Linked DNA regions of Homo sapiens: region 2 is linked to region 1. Evidence: chromatin loops called from intact Hi-C (ENCODE). Cell type or tissue: Caco-2. All regions are shown on one strand. Each heading gives the region's core, and the rest is flanking DNA. Links, peaks and the distances in the headings are about the cores only.

The links. Peaks named below come from ENCODE experiments on the same cell type or tissue, not always from the same donor. Only the 100,000 strongest peaks of a DNase experiment are listed, where the experiment ranks them.
Region 2: a loop joins it to region 1, with 7 times the contacts of the local background. A loop is called at or near these places in 1 of 110 quality-filtered maps.

Annotation. Positions count from the first base shown.
Region 1 is chr2:223,740,139-223,751,038 of GRCh38, reverse strand. No RefSeq gene overlaps it. Among named protein-coding and RNA genes, the nearest start is that of AP1S3, 92 kb to the left of the region's middle. In Caco-2, for the core only: no CTCF peak of the experiment used is centred there; a DNase peak (open chromatin) is centred at 6,298.
Region 2 is chr2:223,902,208-223,913,107 of GRCh38, reverse strand. WDFY1 (WD repeat and FYVE domain containing 1) reads left to right here. Exons shown (of 12, transcript NM_020830.5): 3 at 782-855; 4 at 7,107-7,161. Among named protein-coding and RNA genes, the nearest start is that of WDFY1, 38 kb to the left of the region's middle. In Caco-2, for the core only: no CTCF peak of the experiment used is centred there; a DNase peak (open chromatin) is centred at 4,497; H3K4me3 peaks cover 203 bases.

The DNA.
Region 1 (10,900 bases), core at 4,483-8,482:
ATGAGTCTGGTATGAAATACAATCCTAATGACATTCAAGCATGTTTTTCACCCTTTTAAATGATACAAGTGAAGAATATTGAGTGCTCTTTAAATGAAAGATGCCATTATAAGAGTAGATAGAACCACTCCTGGAGTAAAAGGGGAATTACAAGTTTGTATTGGCCGGGAGCAGTGGCTCATGCCTGTAATCCCATCACTTTGGGAGGCTGAGGTGGGCGGAAATTACCTGAGGTCAGGAGTTTGAGACCAGCCTGGCCAACATGGCAAAACCCCGTCTCTACTAAACAATACAAAAATTAGCCGAGCATGGTGGTTCACACCTGTAGTCCTAGCCACTTGGGAGGCTGAGGCAGGAGAATTGCTTGAACCGGGGAGGTGGAGGTTGCAGTGAGCCAAGATGGTGCCACTGCACTCCAGCCTGGGTGACAGAGTGAGACTCCATCTCAAAATAAAATAAAATAAAAAATAAATAAATAAAAACAAGTTTGCATTGTCGAGTTTTGGAGGAGGGACTTCTCATATGTTTCAGAAGGAAAGGAGAGAACAGAGGAAGAATACATTTTTTGCTGGTCTTGAATTTGCAGCCTCTCTTGAAGGTTGGTTCATTCATGGTGGAATTATGGCCAGTGGAATGTGGGTTGAAGTAACCCATGCCCACTGCAGGTCTGGCTCACAAAACTCTCCCATATGAGACCTCCATTCTTTGTTTACAGCTAAACAAAAAGACTCCAGGACCCAGAGAAGGCAGAGCCATGAGATGGGAGGAATCTGTAAAAAGGCTGTCAGGAAAGCCAACCAACTAGGACAGCCAAACTGGACTAATATATGCAACAGAAGTCAACCTCTATTGTGTTACGCCACTGCACTGGGGTTGTTACAGCATTGAGCATGCCCCAATGCACAAAAAAACTGTGCGCTACCATCAGGAGGATCAGGATATATGAAATCAAGTTTATTTACAGAAAGTGCACAAATAAAGCACCCTTTAGAGATAACACAAGCGACTATCTGGAAAAGGGTGGATAATAAGCATGATTGGGAAAGCAGGCTTCTAAGAAATAGATACCAAAATGTAGAAGTAGAAAGATTGTGATGTTGCCATTCACACATCATGTCAGTTTTGTAGAGGCACAAATTGGGTCCCACGGGTTATCCTGCACCTGCGTACAAATTTTGTTTGACTGTCACTGTATAAAAAAATTGAATCAATCATGTTATTTCACATACAGTCTTTTGTTTTTCTTGGAAAATTTTAAGAGCTGGCAATATTGACCCTGCACTTCTATATGGCAAGAATCAGCTGGAGCTAGAGGGTTGCACTGCTGTTTCCCACAGCCCCCACCTCTGCACCTGCCCACTTCTCTGGGCATTTTCTTTTCTTTCTTTTTTTTTGAGACAGGAGTCTCACTCTGTTACCCAGGCTGGAGTGCAGTGGTGTCATCTTGGCTCACTGCAACCTCTGCCTCCCGGGTTCAAATGTTTCTTGTGCCTCAGCCTCCCAAGTAGCTGGGATTACAGGTACGTGTCACCACTCCTGGCTAATTTTTGTATTTTTAGTAGAGATGGGGTTTCACCATGTTGGCCAGGCTGGTCTTGAACTCCTGACCTCAGGTGATCAGTCTTTCTCAGCCTCACAAAGTGCTGGGATTACAGGCATGAGCTACCATGCCTGGCCCCCTGGGCATTTTCATTTGACCCCTATGCTAGATTTTTACCCTGCTTCTGTGGTTGCAGGTGCAGCCCCTTAGTTTGCCTTTTGAGACCCTCCATGATCTGAGTGCTTCTGTACTTTTAAATCACATACCCACCCTCCTTCACAGTTCCTTCAGGTTGATGTATGATTCTCTTCTTGTTGGCTGTTGCTTGTTCTGTTCATTCCTTTTACCTAAATGTTGTTTGCTCCATTTCCCTATATCCAGATTCTTTAACACCCAACTCACGTACTACTGTCTTCCTGAATCCTCTCTCATTCCATTCTTTCTCCCTTCTCTGAAATCCCTTTGCATTAAATCTATGCCTCACAAGGTACTTAATTTATCACTTTTAATGTTATATTGCAGATATTTAAATATAAATTACCTGGACATAAAAAGTCCAGGATGAGTGGGAGGGCTGTGTGTGTGTGTGTGTATGTGTGTGTTAGAGAGAAATAAATAACTTTTCTGAGTCTCCTAATGGTCTATTGATATCTTACATACATTGACACAATTTCTCATAGCTACTAGATTAGAGTCTAAAACCTCTCCTTTAAAAAGATGTATTTTTCTTTTTTATTTTTTTTGAGACAGGATCTCACTCTGTCATCAAGGCAGGGGTGCGGTGGTGTGATCTTGGCTCACTGCAACCTCTGCCTCCCAGGCTCAAGTGATTCTCCCACCTTTGCCTCTGGAGCTGGGACTACAAGCACATGCCACCATGCCCAGCCAATTTTTGTATTTTTTGTAAAGAGGGGTTTGTTTGTTTTTTTCTGGCTGGGTGCAGTGGTTCAAACCTGTAATCCCAGCACTTTGGGAGGCCGAGGTGGGTGGATCACCTGAAGCCAGGAGTTCGAGAGCAGCCTGGCCAACATGGTGCATGGTCTTTACTAAAAATACAAAAAATTAGCCAGGCATGGTGGCAGGTACCTGTAATCCTAGCTACTTGGGAGGCTGAGGCAGGAGAATCGCTTGAACCCAGGAGATGGAGGTTGGAGTGAGCAGAGATCGCACCATTGCACTCCAGCCTGGGCAACAAGAGCGAAACTCCATCTCAAAAAAAAAAAAAAAAAAAACAGAAAGTTTTTTTTCCATGTTGCCAAGACTGGTCTCGAACTCCTGAACTCAAGTGATCCTCCCACCTCAGCCTCCCAAAGTGCTGGGATTACAGGCATGAGCCACTGTGCCCGGCCAAAAGGTACATTTCTTTTAATACTGCCAAACTAGAAGATTTTTGAAGAATCACAAGAAGTTCTTGAATCTAGTAAGTTGTATGATCATTTCTAGAGTATATCATCAAATAGTTTATTTTTAATCAAGAGAGTTTTTACTGTCTCTTATGTTGTCTTGAATCCAGAAGTAACATTAAAATATTGTACTTCTGAAGCATGATAGGATTCCAACATTTCAGGTGACAGGTGACACTCTACTGTCCAGGACCTTTTCTGTTCTGTCTACTACTGGGTCCCTACCACCCATAGCAGTGCCTGGCACACAGTAAGATATCAGTAACTGCTGAAAGTTGAGGAACATGGTGATTACTTGGTTGCTGCTGTTCTTGTGATAGAATGATCAAAATTAAAACTGAGCACTTAGCAGTGGCACCATGAGGATGTGTTTTCTTTCTTGGGAAATAAAAATAAGAAGTTTGGAAGCAGAAGTTAAACTGCCACATTTCCAAGCCAGCCTTCATTCAATACCATTCACGTGCATGACACACCAAGCTTTTATGTTGAAGCTATTCATCTGGGTGGGGAGCCCATTGCCAAGACTTGCCGGCATAATGAAAAAGAACCTGATGGCTTGTTGATGTGATTGTACAAGGAGGAACAGGCTTTTCAAAACTATGATTCAAGTCTACCCAAATATGTGCACTTTTTGTATTTTTAAATGTGTCATGTGGATTATGATTTTAGTGCAAGATTATGATAGGGGATCACTTATTAAGATTAGAAAACTTTTTGATTATTATTATTTCCAAGTCATGAAGTAGAAAGCAGTGGCATGCTGATTTCGCTCTGTCTCTTCAGTCTTCCTTTTGCCCTTTGCTACAAAAATGTGTTGACTTTCTCTTTAGATACCATGTGAGATCTGTGTAAATGCAAGTGATGTGAAGATAAAGCCTAGGAAGGTGTATCTGTAAACAAAAATGGAAAAATACCCTTAAAGAAGCTTAACTGTAGCTGAAAGTGATAGTTACCAGGAGAATGATTGACTACCAAGTATATTGTATACTAGACCTAGGTAATACATTATTCATAAGGGACAGGAAAAGTAGTTTCCCTCCTTTCCTCCCTCCCTTCCTTTTCCTTTTCCTTCCTTCCTTCCTTCCTTCCTTCCTTCCTCCCTCCCTCCCTTCCTTCCTTCCTTCCTTCCTCCCTTCCTTCCTTCCTTCCTCATTTAGAACAGATGAGCAAGTGAGGAAGAACAGATAATAGTAAAAGAATGATATTTCATGTTGATAAATGTAAAGATTCCCTATATGTTTGATTCACACACTTTGTGCTCTTGTTTATATATGGAAATGTAGTGAAACAAGAATTTAGAGTGAACAATGCAAAAAAGGGCTGAGAGCCAAGTTAAGGCCCTTTATACAGTATTGACTTCTCTCAATTGTTCTTTTTTTTTTTTTTCCTTTTGAGATGGAGTCTTGCTCTGTTGCTCAGACTGGAGTGTGGAGTACAGTGGCGTGATCTCAGCTCACTGCACCCTCTGCCTCCCGGGTTCAAGTGATTCTCCTGCCTCAGCCTCCTGAGTAGCTGAGACTATAGGCATTGACAACGACACCCAGCTAATTTTTGTATTTTTAGTAGAGACGAGGTTTCACCCTGTGGGCCAGGCTGGTTTTGAACTCCTGACCTCAAGTGATCTGCCTGCCTCGGCCTCTCAAAGTGCTAGGATTACAGGCATGAGCCACTGCACTCAGCCATCAATTGTTCTTAATAATTGCCTTTTAGTGACAAAGGCAAATTATAGGCTGTAGAAAATTAGGCTTAGTGATAAAGGGTCCATGTTATAACCAAGTGTTTCCTTTGGAAGTGTATACTATGGGAGTGGCTCCTTCACTTGCTCCCAATAAAAATCACACTGCAAAAACTAACACTTAGAAAAATAAAACTCCACAGAAAATTGCTTGGGAAATCACACTAAACAGAAAATTGATTGTATATTTAGTAAAAATTGCAAATATTAATATTTAGAAAAATAAAACTGAACAGAAAATTGATTGGGAAATCATAGTGGCATCTCTCTCTCTCTCTCTTACTCTTTCTTTCTCTCTCCTCCTTGTCCTTAGAGAAAGCAGAATATTCAAATCAGGACTGCTGCCTGTGGGCAGTCTGCCCTATACCAGGGCTTCCCAATCCATTTGCTATGCTATGTGGTGTGACATGAATGCAGTGCAGGTGACCTGAAGGTATTGATCCTTTGTCCCCAGAGGAGCCTTTTTTCTTTTCCAAAGGAAATGTACCAAAAATAGGATTATTTTCTATGAGTACCATGACATAAAAAGGTTGGGATGCTGTGCCATAAACTACTTTCTAACAACTAGCCTTACAAACTTGACCCTATGCAGAAGATTTAGAAAAGTAATCGGATTAATATGACAGTCCAAATGCACTGAGCTGTCGTGCATGTCCTGAGCCCTCCACCTGGAATATCCTACCTTTTTGTCTCCTGCCTTGGGAATGCCCCACTCACTGCTGACCTGGTAACTTTTGGTCACCATCCAGGGCTCAGCTCAGTGCCAGCTCCTGTGAAACTATCCCCATGACTCCCTTCCCCAGCATTAATGGATTTTATTGGGTACCACAGGAGCAGAGAACACCGTGGCTCCTATATATGTGAACCTACATGGACAACAGGCCATTTCTCCCTCAAAAGTGAGCTTCTGCAAGGCAGAGGCTGTGAGCTTATGTTGCTATTCAGATGGATTACTTAATGTTTATTACATCAATGCTTTTGTCACACTTTCAAATTCACAAGGAAGGAAGTGCATTCAAACCATAGCCATGGGTTTCCTACCCACCACATCCCCACATCCCCCTGGATACATTTAACTGTAGAGTCAGGGTCCTGCTGTTTCTTTTGGTCCTTGATTTATTCATTTATTTATTTTTTTGAGATGGAGTCTTGCTCTGTAGCCCAGGCTGGAGTGCAGTGGTGCCATCTTGGCTCACTGCAACCTCCGCCGCCTGGGTTCAAGCAATTCTCCTGCCTTAGCTTCCCAAGTAGCTGGGATTACAGGCATGCACCACCACACTCAGCTAATTTTTTATATTTTTGGTAGAGACAGGGTTTCACCATGTTGACCAGGCTGGTCTTGAACTCCTGACCTCAAGTGATCTGCCCGCCTTGGCCTCCCAAAGTGCAGGGATTACAGATGTGATTAACCATGCCCAGCCTTCCTTGATATTGTTGATAGAGCCATTTGAGGAGATTTGTTTTTCTTTGCTGACAACCTGTACCGGAAACGGTTAACTCTGCATGTCTAGGTTGCTCAAGCTCTGCACATTTAAAAACTTGCCTCCAGAACTGGCTGGCTCTTGAGACATAACGTCTGAGCCCCTGGAATGTTTTGCCTGATAAGAGTGTTCTGCATACCCCAGCCTTGGGCCATGCTGTGTCAGTGTGACCAGATAGGTTGATCCTAGCTTTGTGATTTATGCCAAACACTGTCTTTGCTCTGGGTGAGGGGGCTGGAGTCTGGGTAGCTGAGGTCAGTCACATGGGTGCTGCATGCCTAGGTAACTGGTGTCTAGGTAAAACCAAAAGACACCGATGTTTGGTGAGCTTCCCTGGTTGGCAAAACTTTGCATATGTTGCCACATGTTGTTGCTGGGAGAATTAAATGCATCCTCCTGTGACACCACTGAAGGGAAGCTAGAAGCTTATGCCTGGCTTCTCCTGGACGTCCCCCCATGTGCCTTTTCCCTTTTCCTCATTCTAATTTATATGCTTTCACTGCAATAAACTGTAACTGTGACTATAATGGCTTCAGAATCCTGTAAGTCCTTCTAGGGAATCATCGAGCCTGAGGGTGGTATTGGGGACCCCCGACACAACCCAATTCAGATGCTATTGTTCAGTAGTTTGGTATGTGAAAACAATTATGGAGGCCAGGCACGGTGTCTCACGCCTGTTATCCCAGCACTTTGGGAGGCCGAGGTGGGCAGATCACCTGAGGTCAGGAGTTGGAGACCAGCCTCCAACTCCTGAGACCAGGAGTTGGAGGTCAGGAGTTGGAGATCACCTGGCCAACATGGTGAATCCCCGTCTCTACTAAAAATACAAAAAATTAACCAGGCATGGTGGTGCATACCTGTAATCCCAGCTACTCGGGAGGCTGAGGCAGGAGAATCGGTTGAACCGGGGAGGAGGAGGTTGCAGTGAGCAGAGATCACACCATTGTACTCCAGCCTGAACAACAAGAGTGAAACTCCATCTTAATCAAAAAAAAAAAAAAAAGAAAACAGTTTGGGTACCAGGAAGGGGACAGTTGGAGGGAAAGTCTGGGAAGGTGTTTTGGGGGCAGAGTGCAGTGGGGTCTGTGAGAAGGTCAGGCCTTCTCAATTTCCTGGGATTATGTGGTGAGAGCCAGAGTTGACATGGCTGAGTAAAAGCTCTCAGCCAATATTTGAAATTAGTACATTTCAGGCTTTGTTTCTTCTCATTCAAAACGTATCTCCATATTCCCAGGGGAAGGGGACAGTAAGCAAAGGGTTAGTATGTATGACTGGCAATTTTGCCGATTTGAAGGTTCTAACTGCCCAGGGCAGCTTGCCCATCAGCCTTGCTAGGACTGCCCTGCTGGAAGCAGGGACCATAGACTTGCATGGGACTGGTGAGAGGCAGGCAGGCTTGCCCAGCCTTGTTGGCTGCTTAGCCTTTCAAGGCCGTGGGAATTGCTTTACAGAGGCCATTTAACAACATTTCAAAATTAGCACCTAGAATCCCTTAGTTAATTGATAAGGTGGGTTTTGGACCTGAAGTGTTGGGGTTCATGACCTGACTCTGTCCCCTGCCAGCCGTGTGGCTTCTGGCAGGTAATTTCTCCCTGCCTCGGTTTCCTCATCTGTGCTCAGGACAGGGTCTGGCACCTGGTAAGTGCTCAACAAATGTTAGCTGCTGTTCTTGGTTTCTCTTCTGGATCTCTCTGATAAGCAGCAAAAGCGCTATCCTAACCCTATTGTAGGGAAGAGGTTTTATGTTGCCTAAAATAGCTTCATTGAAGAAAAAGGCCCAGAACTGGGGCACCATTTTGTAAGCTGGTTATAGAAATTGCACTTCAAGGCCAGCCACAGTGGCTCATGCCTGTAATCCCAGCACTTTGAGAGGCCATGGCAGACTGATCACTTGAGGCCAGGAGCTTGAGACCAGCCTGGTCAACGTGGCTCTACTAAAAATACAAATTTAGCTGGGGTGGGGGATAGAGGGGAATGGAGAGCATGGGGAGGATGGGGGGTATAGGGGGGTTGGTGCATGTCTGTAATCCCAGTTGCTCAGGAGGCTGAGGCATGAGAATCGCTTGAAACCAGGAGGCAGAAGTTGCAGTGAGCTGAGATCTCACCACTGCACTCCAGCCTGGGAGACAGAGCGAGACTGTCTCACAAAAAATAATAATAATAAAAAAAAGACATTGCACTTCAATACCATTTATTACATAGTATATTCAAAGGAGAGGGTTTCTTTCTGTAAATAAGTTGGGGTGTGTTTCCCTGGTGGTCTTCCTCCCCCACTTCCCCGTAGGCTCTATCTTGACTCCCTTCCGCTGCTTTCAGCTGGGAAGGACAAATTCTTGCTTCACCAAACAAAGCAAGTATAAGGCTAATATCATCCCTGATGCCAAATGGACAAATCTGACAAAATAGGAACTAAATCATAGACAAATTCTTAGGTTTAAGATAATCTCTTCTTTTGACATATTCAGAATAACCCCAAAATAAGGCTCATTTTTGTCCAGGTTCAGAAGGCCACAGACCAACTGTGATCCCTGAAACAGAGTAGTCCAAGTGTGCTGAGAGTCTGATGTGACCTGGCTACCTTATAAGATATAGCTAGCCGGTCCCTCCACAAGACAGCAAACAAGGCATAATATGGTATTTTATTTCTCTGGGGCCATGGACTCCATTTTCAAACTCTTAAAAGATTAAGCAATATTGGAATGTTTAAAGAAATGAATAAAAATCCCTAGCAAAATTTCTTTGTCTTTAACAAAAATTCAAATGGTATTCAGAAAAAATGAAAAGTAAACATAATATCCAATATTGGATGACACAGGTAAACAGCATACATTGCGGAAGAAGAATTTGTGTGTGTAAAAAACATTATAATGATCATGCCTGTTTCCCCAGGAATTATGAGACTCTAACTCAGGGATCTGCAAATTATGGTCCTTGGACCAAATCCAACCTGTGGACTATTTTTGTATGGCCAGCCAGGAAGGTAAGAATGGTCTTTACATTTTCAAAAGGTTATTAAAAGAGGAAAGAGAGGAGGAGGAAGGGGAGGAGGGAGGGAGAGGTATAAGAGAAACTCCTGTGTGTTCAATGCAGATGTTGAATAAACTGTACATTTGAAACTTGTTGATATTCTGCCTTAAATGGAAAGAACTTCGCTTAAAGGAAGAGGCCCTTATAGCTCCTGATACCTGTGCTCTTGCTTTTAGGACACTTATAGCAGGGAGGTGACACCAGGGTCATACCGTCTAGCCCAGGATACTATTTTCTCCCCTCTTGAGGAAGCTTCTCCATTTCCTGGAAGCCTGCAGCACCCCTTCTTCCACATTCTGCAGAGCATGGTATGGATACGAGGCATTCTTATGCTCTTTAATTGATTTATATGTCTTTCTGAAATCAAGTACTATAACGTATTGATACGGTGGGAGGGGGGTCAGGGAAGTGCTGGGTAGAAAAGGGCAGGGTTACTGGCGAGGGCTCCACCCTCAGGCCTGTGCCCACGGACCTAAGTGAGAACAGGCACTCCTGTTTTTTTGTGCCCAAATGTTTCATTTTCCAAGACCACTCTGGCCTGCCACACCCCATTCCTGTGCCCATATAAACCTGCAACCTTAGCGGGCACACATACAAGTGGTTGAACATCCAGAGAAGCAGAGGAACACACCAGCAGACACCAGCAGACCAGCAATGTTGGAACACGTGGCAGAGAAACAGAGAAGGGGAGTTGGCCAGGGGCAGTCAGAGGAAAGTCCAGCTGCTGGGTGGCCTGACTCCAGGGGAAGACCACCTTCCCACTCCATCCCCACTTCCCACTCCCCACCCATCTCACTGACAGCCACATCCACCACTGAATAAAACCTAGCACTCATCCTTCAAGCCCATGTGTGATCCAATTTTTCCAGTATACTGGGCAAGAACTTGGGATACAGAAAGCTGTCACACTGGCCGTCTGCCCTCTTGATAAGGCAGAGTGTCTAATTGAGCTGATTAACACAGGCTGTCTGCAGACAGCAAAGCTGAAAGAGCACACTGTGACACACACCCACTTGGGCTTTGGAAGTTGCAGGCACCCACTCCTAGACGCTGCTGTGGCGCTGGAGCCCGAAGGTGCCCCCATGGGCTCTGTACCTGCCCATCTGCACACTCCCTCTAAGGGTTTGAGCAGCAGGGTGGCTGAAGGAGTGAGCCACACCCCTGTCAAACGTCCTCTGAGGGTGGTAAGAGAACTCTCCCATTTCAGCATGTTCCATAGATCTCATTGCGTGTGACTTTTGTGGTTATTTCTGTAGAAGTCTGGCTTCAGAGTCTTGGGCAGGAATATAATCAGGGATATATTATGTTGCATTGAAAAACATCAGACATAGCTTTCATTGTTTGCCCCACTGCTTGTTGTTTTAGTGTTTCCAATGCAGAAGAACTTGAGAGGAATTTCCAAACCCAGGCCCAATGCCTAGCGATTTCTTTGGGATGAAGCACAGTACAGCTAAGATAAAAATCAGATCTATCCCCTCTGTTGCTGTAAACCCCACAGTGGTCTCTGTTGCCCATGGGATAATGTCCACTCTTCTTGTTGTGGAACCAGATATATATATATCTGGTATAAATAAAACCAGATATATACACACACACATATATATATATGGTATAAATTAAATTAAATTAAAAAAATATATATTTTAACTTAATTTAAAGTTCCAGGATACCTGTGCAAGACATGCAAGTTGGTTACATAGGTAAACGTGTGCCA
Region 2 (10,900 bases), core at 2,647-6,646, 160 kb before region 1:
CTACCCACCCGTCTTTTATGAGAAGTTTTATTCCAAAGTGAATTCAAATTTGTTTGTTTTGTTTTGTTTTTCCCTAGCATGCATTTCCTTGTTTTGGTTCTTCCATTGCTAATTAAAATTCCTTAGGCTGAAACAAACCCACATTTTTTTTCCAAATGTTCCAATTTATAAATCACTTTAATTCTAATTTTTGGTAAAAGACAATTTAGAATTTCTCCTTTCTGAAACTCATTCTCTAGCCTGTGATTTCTGGAAGAGGGTAGGGTAGAACATGGAAGGAGGACAAGGAAACCTGTCTGCACTTCACAACTCACATATGCCATATATCTGCACCTCACATATGCTCACTTATGCCATAGAATGGGAATTCTGGTGCTGGGAACCCATCTTTGCACAGCTACTCTTTGACATTTGATGGGAAGGGTGGCAGGGGCGGGATGACCTCCTGAGCTTTTGGGCAGCAGGTCACACACTACAAGCACTGGTCCCCAAGGCTTGCCAGACTACAGGTAGTACTTTCAGTCAGATGAAGCTTCATGCTGGCTCACTTCACCCAGCATTATAGAAACAACTGAGAAGATTTGTGAAATCAAGGTTTTAAACTAAGACAACAGAGAGAACTTTAATAACATTTTCAATTTACGTAATTTGTATAAAACGTTTTTACCCTCTTTCTGTGAACCTAAATTATATAGTTCTTATCATATAGTTCTTAATCACTTTGAAGAACAACTTAAAGTGCTTAGCTTTGCTGGTAATGTGGTCTTTGTCTTTCTGGCAGCTCCTTGCTCTGCTATGGCTTACCATCATGACAGCAGACGGATATTTGTGGGCCAGGATAATGGAGCTGTAATGGTAGGTAGCTTTTAGAATGTATTTATTGTATTCTTTATATTATATTCTTTATATTGACCTCCCATGTCCCATATTGGCCAGTTAACTTTGGATTAACAATGGATGCTCGATTGTTTGGCATGAAAAATGTTTAATTTAGGCCAAGCACAGTGGCTCACATCTGTAATCCCAGCACTTTAGGAGGCTGAGGCGGGCGGATCGCTTGAGCCCAGGAGTTTGAGACCAGCCTGGGTAACATAGTGAGACCTCATCTCAACGAAAAATCAAAAAAATTAATTGGTAGTGGTGCATGCCTGTGGTCCCAGCTGCTTAGGAGACTGAGGTGGGAGGATGGCTTGAGCCCAGGAGGTCAAGGCTGACAGCTAGCTGAGATTGCACCACTGCACTTTCGCCTGGGCAGCAGAGGGAAACCATGTCTCAAAAAAAAAAAAAAAGTTTAATTCAGTATAGATATTAGGTCAAAAATGGATTAAATTATTGCTTAATTTTAAACTAGTTCCTTGGAGCTCAGAATGCTGTCGTAATTGATAGCTGGGTGCTCGGGCTGACCCACAGATCATAGCCTTCATAGAGTGAATACGTCACCTATAGCAGCCCCCATCCCTTAGCCGTGATGGTGGAGAGCCTCTGTCACTCTGTGTGTGTGTGTGTGTGTGTGTGTGTGTGTGTGTGTGTGTGTGTGTGTGGTCATTCAGCTAGCAACTCACAGAACTCTTTAAGGCAATACTTCTCAAACTATCTTTGGCAAAGGACCTGATATTCAAGTTTCTAGTCTGTTATAGACTGGCATTTTTGTGCGTCAAATTGTATGCATACATTTGTTTTTTCTTAATTGAAATATAACTTAAATAACATAATTATATTTACCATTTTAAAGTATATAATTGTGTGGTCTTGTAGCATATTCATAAGATTGTGCAACCATTACCACCATTCTCTAATTCCAGAATATTTTCATCACCCCTCCCTGCAAAAAAATCCCATACCCATTAGCAGTCACTCTCCATTGCCCCTTCCCCCAGCTCCTGGAAATCACTAATTTACTGAATCCAAGGATTTGCCTATTTTAGACACTTTATATAAATAGACTCATACAATATGTGTGGCCTTTTATGTCTGTCTTTCACTTAACATAATGTTTTCAAGGTTCATGCCTGTTTGAATTAATTAATTATTTTTGCAGTGGAATAGCATTCTATACTGCATTTGGTTGATCCGTTTATTAGTTGATAGACATTTGGGTTGTTTTCACTTTTTGGCTATTATCAATAACGTTGCTATGAAAATTCATGTACATGTTTTTGCATGGACATATTTTTTTCTATTCTCTTGGGTATGTATACCTAGGAGTGGAATTGCTGGGTCATATGGTGACTATATTGAACTTGTAAGCAACTATGAAACTGTTTTCCATAGTGGCTGCACCATTTACATTCTCACCAGCAACACGCAAGGTTTCCGGCTCTCCAAATCCTTGCTAACACTTGTTATTTTCTGCTTGTTTTGTTTTGCTTTGTTTTTGTTATGGTCATCCTGGGGGGTGTGAAATGGTACCAGATTGTGGTTTTGATTCGCGTTTTCCTAATGACTAGTGATGTTGAGGATCTTCTTAGGTACTTGTTGGTCATTTATATCTTCTTTGGAGAAATATCTATTGAAGTCCTTTGCCCATTTTTAATAGAGTATTTTTTAATTGTTGAGTTGTAAGAGTTTTTTTCTGTATGTTAGATACTAGACCCTTATCAGATATATGATCTGCAAATATCTTCTCCTAAGAGCTGCCTTTTTACTTTTTTTTTTTTTTTAAGTTTGGTGAAGTCCAATTTATCTTTTTTGTTTTTGGCTACTTAAGCTTTAGATACCATATCTAAGAAACTATTGCCTAATCCAAGGTCATTTATATCTGTAAAGATAGGTGTAAATCAAGATTTACACCTGTATTTTCTTCTGAGAGTTTTATAGTTTAGCTTTACATTTAGATCTTTGATTTATTGTAAGTTAATTCCTATAGTGGTATCAGGGAGGGGTTCCACATTTATTCTTCTGTATGTGGACATCCAGTTATCCCAGCACCAATTGTTTAAAAGACTATTTTTTTTCCCCCATTTAAGTTTTTTGGCATCTTTGTCACAGAGCCAGCCAGGCAGAGAGCCAGGGAAGAGTTTCCAGAAGTCAATGTTATAGTGGCTTGATGGTGCAGGGCTATATAGGGAGGGCACCCTAGGGCGATTGGAGAATTGGGCAGAGGCCGGGTCATGCAAGGTCTTGTAGGTCTGGGTAAAGCTTTAAATTTTATTGTAATTGCAGTGAGAAGCTGTTAAAGTGTTTTCAGCAGATGAATAGCATGATGTAATTTACATTTTTCGAAGATCACCCTAGCTACTGGGTAGAGAACAGATTGAGGCACGGCCAGAGTGGCGGTGGGAGAATCAGATTGTTTTAGCGGCCTGGGTGAAGGGACAGTGGCCATGAAGAAGGACAAATGGATGGACTTGAGTTGAGATAAGTCTTGGAGACATCTGAGATAAGTTGGCTGTGTAGAGGAGAGGAAGAGAAGTCAGATGACAGCCAGGTTTTTGGCTTGAGCAGCTGGGTAGGAAGTAGTATTGTTCGCTGAGAAGGGTAAGGCTGGGTGGGGGAGGCAGTTGGAGGGAGAGGGGACAGTGAGAGCCAGCCTAGTTTAAGATACCAGTGAGCTTCCAACTGGCCATGTGAAGTTGGCACAGGATAAACAAAACGAGTCCCGGAGAGGTCTGGGCAGAGGGCATCATCATCAGGTCATTTTTCAAGCCACAAGAATGACTGTGAGTAGCTGGGGAGGGAATGAAAGAAGTCAGGGCCCAGACCTGCTGCCTAAATAATGACACTGTTTTGGAGTGGGGTCAAAGGGGAGGCCAGCCAGGGAGGAGGGGAAATGATGATCCTTGAGTGTGACTTTAAGGGGCCCAGACCACGTTATGTAAGCTGAATTTCCTGACCTTGCATAGTCACGCCAATCATTGAGGGAACTTACTAAAATACAGATTCCCCGGCTCTATGCCAGACCTAGAGCTTCGGAATCACTAGGGAGGGGCCTGGGGATCTGTACAATAAGTAGCAAGTCCTCTAGATGAACCCTAGGGTCAAGTGCTTTAGGGAAACTACATGGTTTTGCTAAAACCTCTGAGGAGCAGGAGCAGGTTTCTGGTTTTTGTGAGCTCAGAAATTTGTAGCAGGCTTTGAAGGGACAAGGCTGAAAGTGCAGGTGCCAGTTAGGAGGCTGCCTCCGGACCCCAGTGTGAAATCATGAAATACTGGGGTGGTGATGGAGAAGAGGCTGTGGCCTCAAGAACTGTCCGGGAAGCAGGGCTGGGTGTGTGAATAAAGGTGTGTGTTGAAATAGGGAGCAGCTTTAAGATGACTTTCAGGTTTCTAGCCAGGAATTAGCTGTCTTCAGAGACAGAAAAGATGCTGATCTTTTTTGGGGAAAGGTGATGAGTTCAGTTTTGAGAACCGACCTTGGGTGTGTGTGCTGGAACCTCAGGGTTTGGTCTGGGCAGGGGTTGGGAGTTCCCTGAACATAGACGTCAGTGGAAACTACAACGGTGGCTGCCGTGAACTAGAGAGAGCAGGTACATTGAGAAAAGCAGAGGGCCAAGGTCACATTCCTAGGGAAATGTCAATATTTAAAGAAAAGCCAGAGGACTGGGAGCCTAAAGGAGAGACAGGAAGAATGGGCAAAGTGGGAGGAGAGCCAGCCAGGACAGTGCAGCCACGGAAGCTGGAGGGCAGTGAGTTTCAGGGAGGAGGTGAGTAAAGGTGTCAAGGGCAGGAGGGAGAGGATGAAATTGGGCCTGGCTAGTGCCTTTGGGATGGCACGTAGAAGACAGCTGCTGATAACAAGAAGAGCCTTTCCATGCAGTGGGGTAGCCCTGGTGAGCCATGGACTGAAGTGTGACTGGGAGATGTGGGAGCCAGAGAGCCTGAGGGTAACCAGAGTGGTCTGGTCATTAGAGAAGCTTTTGGCTGAGAAGGGGTCAAGGAAAGTAGAAGTATAGTTATGAGAGTTTCATTGTTTTTATTTATGTATTTATTTTTTAATGAAAGAAGCAGCCTTGGACCAGGTGTGGTGGCTCATGCCAATAATCTCAGCACTTTGGGAGGCTTAGGCAGGAGGATTGAGCCCAGGAGTTAGAGACCAGCCTGGGCAATATTAGTGAGACCTCATCTCTACAAAAAATAAAAAAATTAGCTTAGTGTGGTGGCATACCCATATAGCCCCACTACTCAAGAGGCTGAGGTGGGAGGATCACTTGAGCCTGGGAAGTGGAGGTTACAGTGAGCAGAGATTGCACCACTGCACTCCAGCCTGGATGGCAGAACAAGACCCTGTCTCAAAAGAAAGAGAAAAAAAAAAAAATAGCAGCAGCAGCCTTGATGTAAGGGCCGAGAAGAAAGATCCAGTGGAAGGGACAGGCTCCCTGCCCATGCAGTTCACACAGCAGCAGGCGGCAGGTGAGGGTGCTGGAAATGCATGACACAGTAGTGAATGCTGAAGCTCTCCGTTTTAGCTTTCAGAAAATTTTATAGGAATATCATCATGTGCATACACACATATAATGAGAAGCCACTAAGTACAAGCTTCATATAGTGCAGTGGTGCAGTGTTGGTGCATTTATCTCCCTAGGGACCCTTCTTGTGGCCTTCAGTTCAAGGGGAGACTGTCATTATAGGATGGCACATAAGAACTGTTACAGTTGTTCAATGGAAAGGGGCAATGCAAATCCAATTTAGCATTAGTTAGCAATTGATCAATTGCTCTTCCACTGAATACAGATTAATATATACAGTGCTGATACATTTTTTCTACTTTACAAAAACAAGATGGAAAACAAGAAATCTGTATTCTTTTGTGTGCTTTTTTCCCCCCTCACTCTGGTCTGTCAGCAATTCATAATATCCATGTCAATTTAGCATTGATCAATAATAGTATTCTTGGCTGGGCACGGTGGCTCATGCCTGTAATCCCAGCACTTTGGGAGGCCAAGGGGGGTGGATCACTTGAGGCTGTGAGTTCAAGACCAGGCTGGCCAACATGGTGAAACCCTGTCTGTACTAAAAATACAAAAAAATTAGCCGGGTGTGGTGGCATGCACCTTTAGTCCCAGTTACTCAGGACTCTGAGGCACAAGAATCGCTTGAACCCAGGAGGCAGAGGTTACAGTGAGCTGAGATTGCATCACTGTACTCCAGCCTGGGTGACAGAGCGAGACTCTGTCTCAAAATAATATAATAATAATAATAATAATAATAATAATGGTAGTAGTAATTCGTGATTTTTCTTTAGAGTTTTATCTTCATAGCTTTAGTTGAGGTTGATTTTTTTGCAATAAAACACATGTACTTTAAATTTCTTTTCCAAGTTATAAAGTATTACATCTATAGAAAGTTTGGGGCCAGGTGCAGTGGCTCACGCCTGTAATCCCAGCACTTTGGGAGGCTAAGGTGGGTGGATCACCTGAGGTCAGGAGTTCGAGACCATCCTAGCCAACATGGTGAAACCCCATCTCTATTAAAAATACAAAATTTAGCTGGGTGTGGTGGTGCACTTCTGTAATCCCAGCTACTTGGGAGGCTGAGGCAGGAGAATCACTTGAACCCAGGAGGCAGAGGTTGCAGTGAGCCGAGGAAGCAACAAGAGCGAAACTCTGTCTCTAAATAAATAAATAAATAAATAAAATTTGGAAAATATGGGATCATAAAAAGACAAAAACCACCCACAATCTCAAAATTTCTCTTTTGTTGTTGTTGTGTTTGTATATTAAATAGGTGTACTTTCCCCCACTAAATTGCTGAGCTACCCAGTGCCCTGTTTTTACTGTAGCTGAGAGCTCTGTTAGTGAGGGGTCTTTGCAGTTTTGCTTTAATATGCAGTGTCTTGAGGGATTTTTTGTGTCACTAAGAGAATAAAGTTTTGTAGTAGGAGGGAGAAGGAATATGGAGTGCTGATCTGGGCAGGAAGAAGTGGACACAAATCCCATGCTGATCAGCAGCACTTACTTTATTCAATTCGGTCTGTTCTCCCAAACAATGTTGGCCTGAGGACAGGTCTGGTGAAAGAAGCAATTCATATCATTCCTAAATAACTCGCCTTAAGTCCTAGGTCTTGTGATAATCATTTTTGGATTTTACTTCATTTTTGAAAGTCAAGTTTCTGTTGTTTTTTAAAACCATAACTCTTTTAATTTTTTATTTTGTGCATTTGCTTTTAGGAATTTCACGTTTCTGAAGATTTTAATAAAATGAACTTTATCAAGACCTACCCAGGTAATTATAATACACATTATCTTGCGTACACATACATGTAGACATACACAAAACTAGAACATCATCTCTTATGATGAAAATTAGATTTTCACATTAACTTTTTAGTTTTGTTACCCCCACTATGCAAGAGACTTGTCTTTTAGTGATATTTCAGCTTTTTCTTGCTCATTAACATTTAAAATTTTGTATATCAGGCACATGTATCAGATTTAATTAACCATTCTTTTATTATTGGATATGTGTACTGCTTCCATTTTTTTTTTGATAACACACACTACTCTTCATACATGTATGTGTGTGTATATAACTGAGTGTACAATTTTTTGATATGTGTATACACATTGTGTGTGTGTATTGAATAAGTATATACACGTGTGTGTGTGTGGGTATTCTCCACTGTTATTCTGACTCTAATCCTATAATTCATTGTTTCTATTTTATTTTGTTTTGTTTAAATGGAGACGAGGTCTCAGTATGTAGCCCAAGCTGGTCTCGAACTCCTGACCTTAAGTGACCCTCCCACCTCAGTCTCCCAAAGTGCTAGAATTCAGGTGTGAACCACCACACCTGTCCAAATTCTATAATTCCGATTATTTAAGACAAATCCCTAGGTGCTCAGTGAGGAATTTTTTTTTTAAGACAAATTCCTACAAAGTGGAATAACCGGGTCAGACATTAAAAAGTTTTTTAAGTGCCCTAGATTTATTTTGCAGACTGCTTCACAGCAATAGTGCAAGTTTTTACAGTCTGCGAATGGCAGCTGAGAATACCTGTTCATGAAGTCTTCACAACATGGCTGCCTCATAATTTCTTTTTCCTGTTTTATAGTCAAGAAAGTTCTCAATTTGAAAATGATTTAAGCTTTATTTAATGTTGACCATTTGTTGTCTTTTCTGAATGTCCGTTTATGATTTTACGCATATTCCCAGGGAGCTGGAGTGTTTTCTAACTGAATTGTAAGCACTTTTCACTACAAAGCTATCAATACTTTGTGGCATCTGTGACATATACCTTTTTTTCAGTTTTTACTTTATTTTGTAAATTTCAATATTTTAAAACTTAACAAAAGCAAGATCCCAATGACAACTTCAGATTGAAGTTGCAAAACTAAAGCATTTTGATTAAGTTGTGGATTCCCATCAGAGCAATTAGCTGATTCCCAGAAACTTCACCAGAGGACATGACATTTAGCCTCATTTTATTCACTCTATATTTCTAAAATTTTATACTTAATGCTTGTGGATAAAGGTAAAAATTAGAGTGTAGATGTTTTACGTATGTGTTGTTCATCTTGGTGAAATGTGGTCTAATAATAGGATACTTTAATAAGAAGGCCAAATTGCTTTTCCCTACATATTGTTTCACCTGTTCCAAATTTAAAATAGGAGAAAAGCATCCAGGCACGGTGACTCACCCCTGTAATCCCAGCACTTTGGGAGCCTGAGGCAGGTACATCACTTGAGGTCAGGAGTTTGAGGCCAGCCTGGCCAACATGGTGAAAACCCGTCTCTACTAAAAATAACAAAAATTAGCTGGACCTGGTGACACATGCCTGTAGTCCCAGCTACTTAGGAGGCTGAGGCAGGAGAATCGCTTGAACCCGGGAGGCGGAGGTTGCAGGGAACCAAAATCGCACCACTGCACTCCTGCCTGGGCAACAGAGCGAGACTCCTTCTCAAAAATAAATCAATAAATAAAATAGGAGAAAAGTGATATAACAATGACCATACATTTGTCCTTGGAGTATGTTGGTCAGGGAAACTGTTTTGTAACAATGAATGATAACACTTTCCAATCTTGCACTGAGTAATGTACTAGCATTATGGTGTTATTATAACACCAGAAGCAACTTTGAATTCTCAGCCATCATGTGCAGGTTTATCTTTAAAATAATCAAGAATCCGTAAATTCCTTTATGAGGTATATACCTACGAGTTTGGAGACCTTTAAATGCCAGGCTTGGAGACCCTTAAATGCCTGGTCAATGTTTTTGTCAAAAGGCAAATTCCTTAATAAATTATTTCATCTGGACAGTTGTGGTAGCTCCCACCTGTAATCCTAGCACTTTGAGAAGCCAAGGAGTTTGAGACCAGCCTGGGCAACATAGAGAGACCATACTGCTATAAAAATGTAGCCAGCCATGGTGGCACATGCTGTAGTCCCAACTACTTGGGAGGCCGAGGTGGGAGGATCACTTGAGCCCAGGAGTTAGAGATTACAATGAACCATCATCAGACTACTGTACTCCAGCCTGGGCAACAGAGTGAGATCCTGTCCCTTTTTTTAAAAAAAAAAAAACAAAAAACGTGTGTGTGTGTGTATTTTTCATCTTTCATTAAGGATCAAATTATTTCATATTCACATCTCATGTTATTATCTATATTTTGGTTGTCAAAGGTTTTTTTTTGTTTTGTTTTGTTTTTTGAGAAAGAGCCTCACTCTGTTGCCCACACTGGAGTGCAGTGGCACGATCTTGGCTCACTGCAACCTCTGCCTCCTGGGTTCAGTCAATTCTCCTGCCTCAGCCTACCTAGTAGCTGGGATTACAGGTGCGAGCCACCACGGCCAGCTAATTGTTTGTATTTTTAGTAGAGAAGGGGTTTCACCATGTTGGCCAGGCTGGTCTTGAACTCTTGGCCCCAAGTGATCCTCCTGCCTCGGCCTCCCAAAATGCTGGGATTACAGGCATGAGCCACCAAGCCCCGCTGGTTGTCAGAGTTCTTTATGGGCTATAAGGCAGCATAGGTTTCTTGTGCAGTGGTTCTTGGACCTTTATATTTCATTGACTAATAACATTTTAGAAAACATTTGGAGGACTAATATAGGGATTGCTGTATTTTTTATTTTGCCAAGTGAGAGTTTAAAAACTAAAAATGAAGCAAAATAAGCATGACTGTATCTCACCATACTTTCATAAAAGAAAGGATATCAGAAAAAACCAAACAGCAGAAAGGATATAATCTTAGAAATAGGATGGCTCTTCCCAGGAAAAAATAGTTGACTATTCACTACAGCATCTTTACCACAAACTAGTTTAAACCCTATGACTGTTTGGCCCGAGTTTAACAACTACAGATTTAGTGGAAAAAGTGTTTTGAGTGAGACAGACCAAATTAATCTATCACTTATTAGACTTTAGGCGTATATTAATATTTATATTTAATATATATTTATAAATATTTTATAAATAATATTTGCATTTCAGTTTTCTTATCTGAAAATCAGTATAATAATACACACCCTGTAAGTATTTATGGAAATTAAATATCATTAAAACAGAAAAAGCATTAGGCTCCACATCAGACGCTGAGACAGATCTTATGAGATATGGCCTACTCAAATTTAACATTATTTTCAGTTTTAAATTTTTATTTTTTAATTAGAGACAGGGTCTCGCTGTCTTACCCAGGCTGGAGTGCAGTGGTGCAATCATAGCTCAATGTAACCTCCAACTCCTGGGCTCAAGGGATCCTCCCATCTCAGCCTGCTGAGTAGCTAGGACTCCAGGCAAGTGCCACCATGCCCAGCTGGTTTTAAAAAATTTTCTGTAGAGGTGGGGTCTTGCTTTGTTGCCCAGGCTGGTCTCCAACTCCTGGCCTCAAACAATCCTCCTGCCTCGGCCTCCCAAAAGTGCTGGGATTATAGGTGTGAGCCACTGTGCCCAGCTGAATTTAAGATTAATAGCTATCATAGCATCCTTTAAGTTTCAGAATCCTTCATGAGTATTTAATTGTTCAGT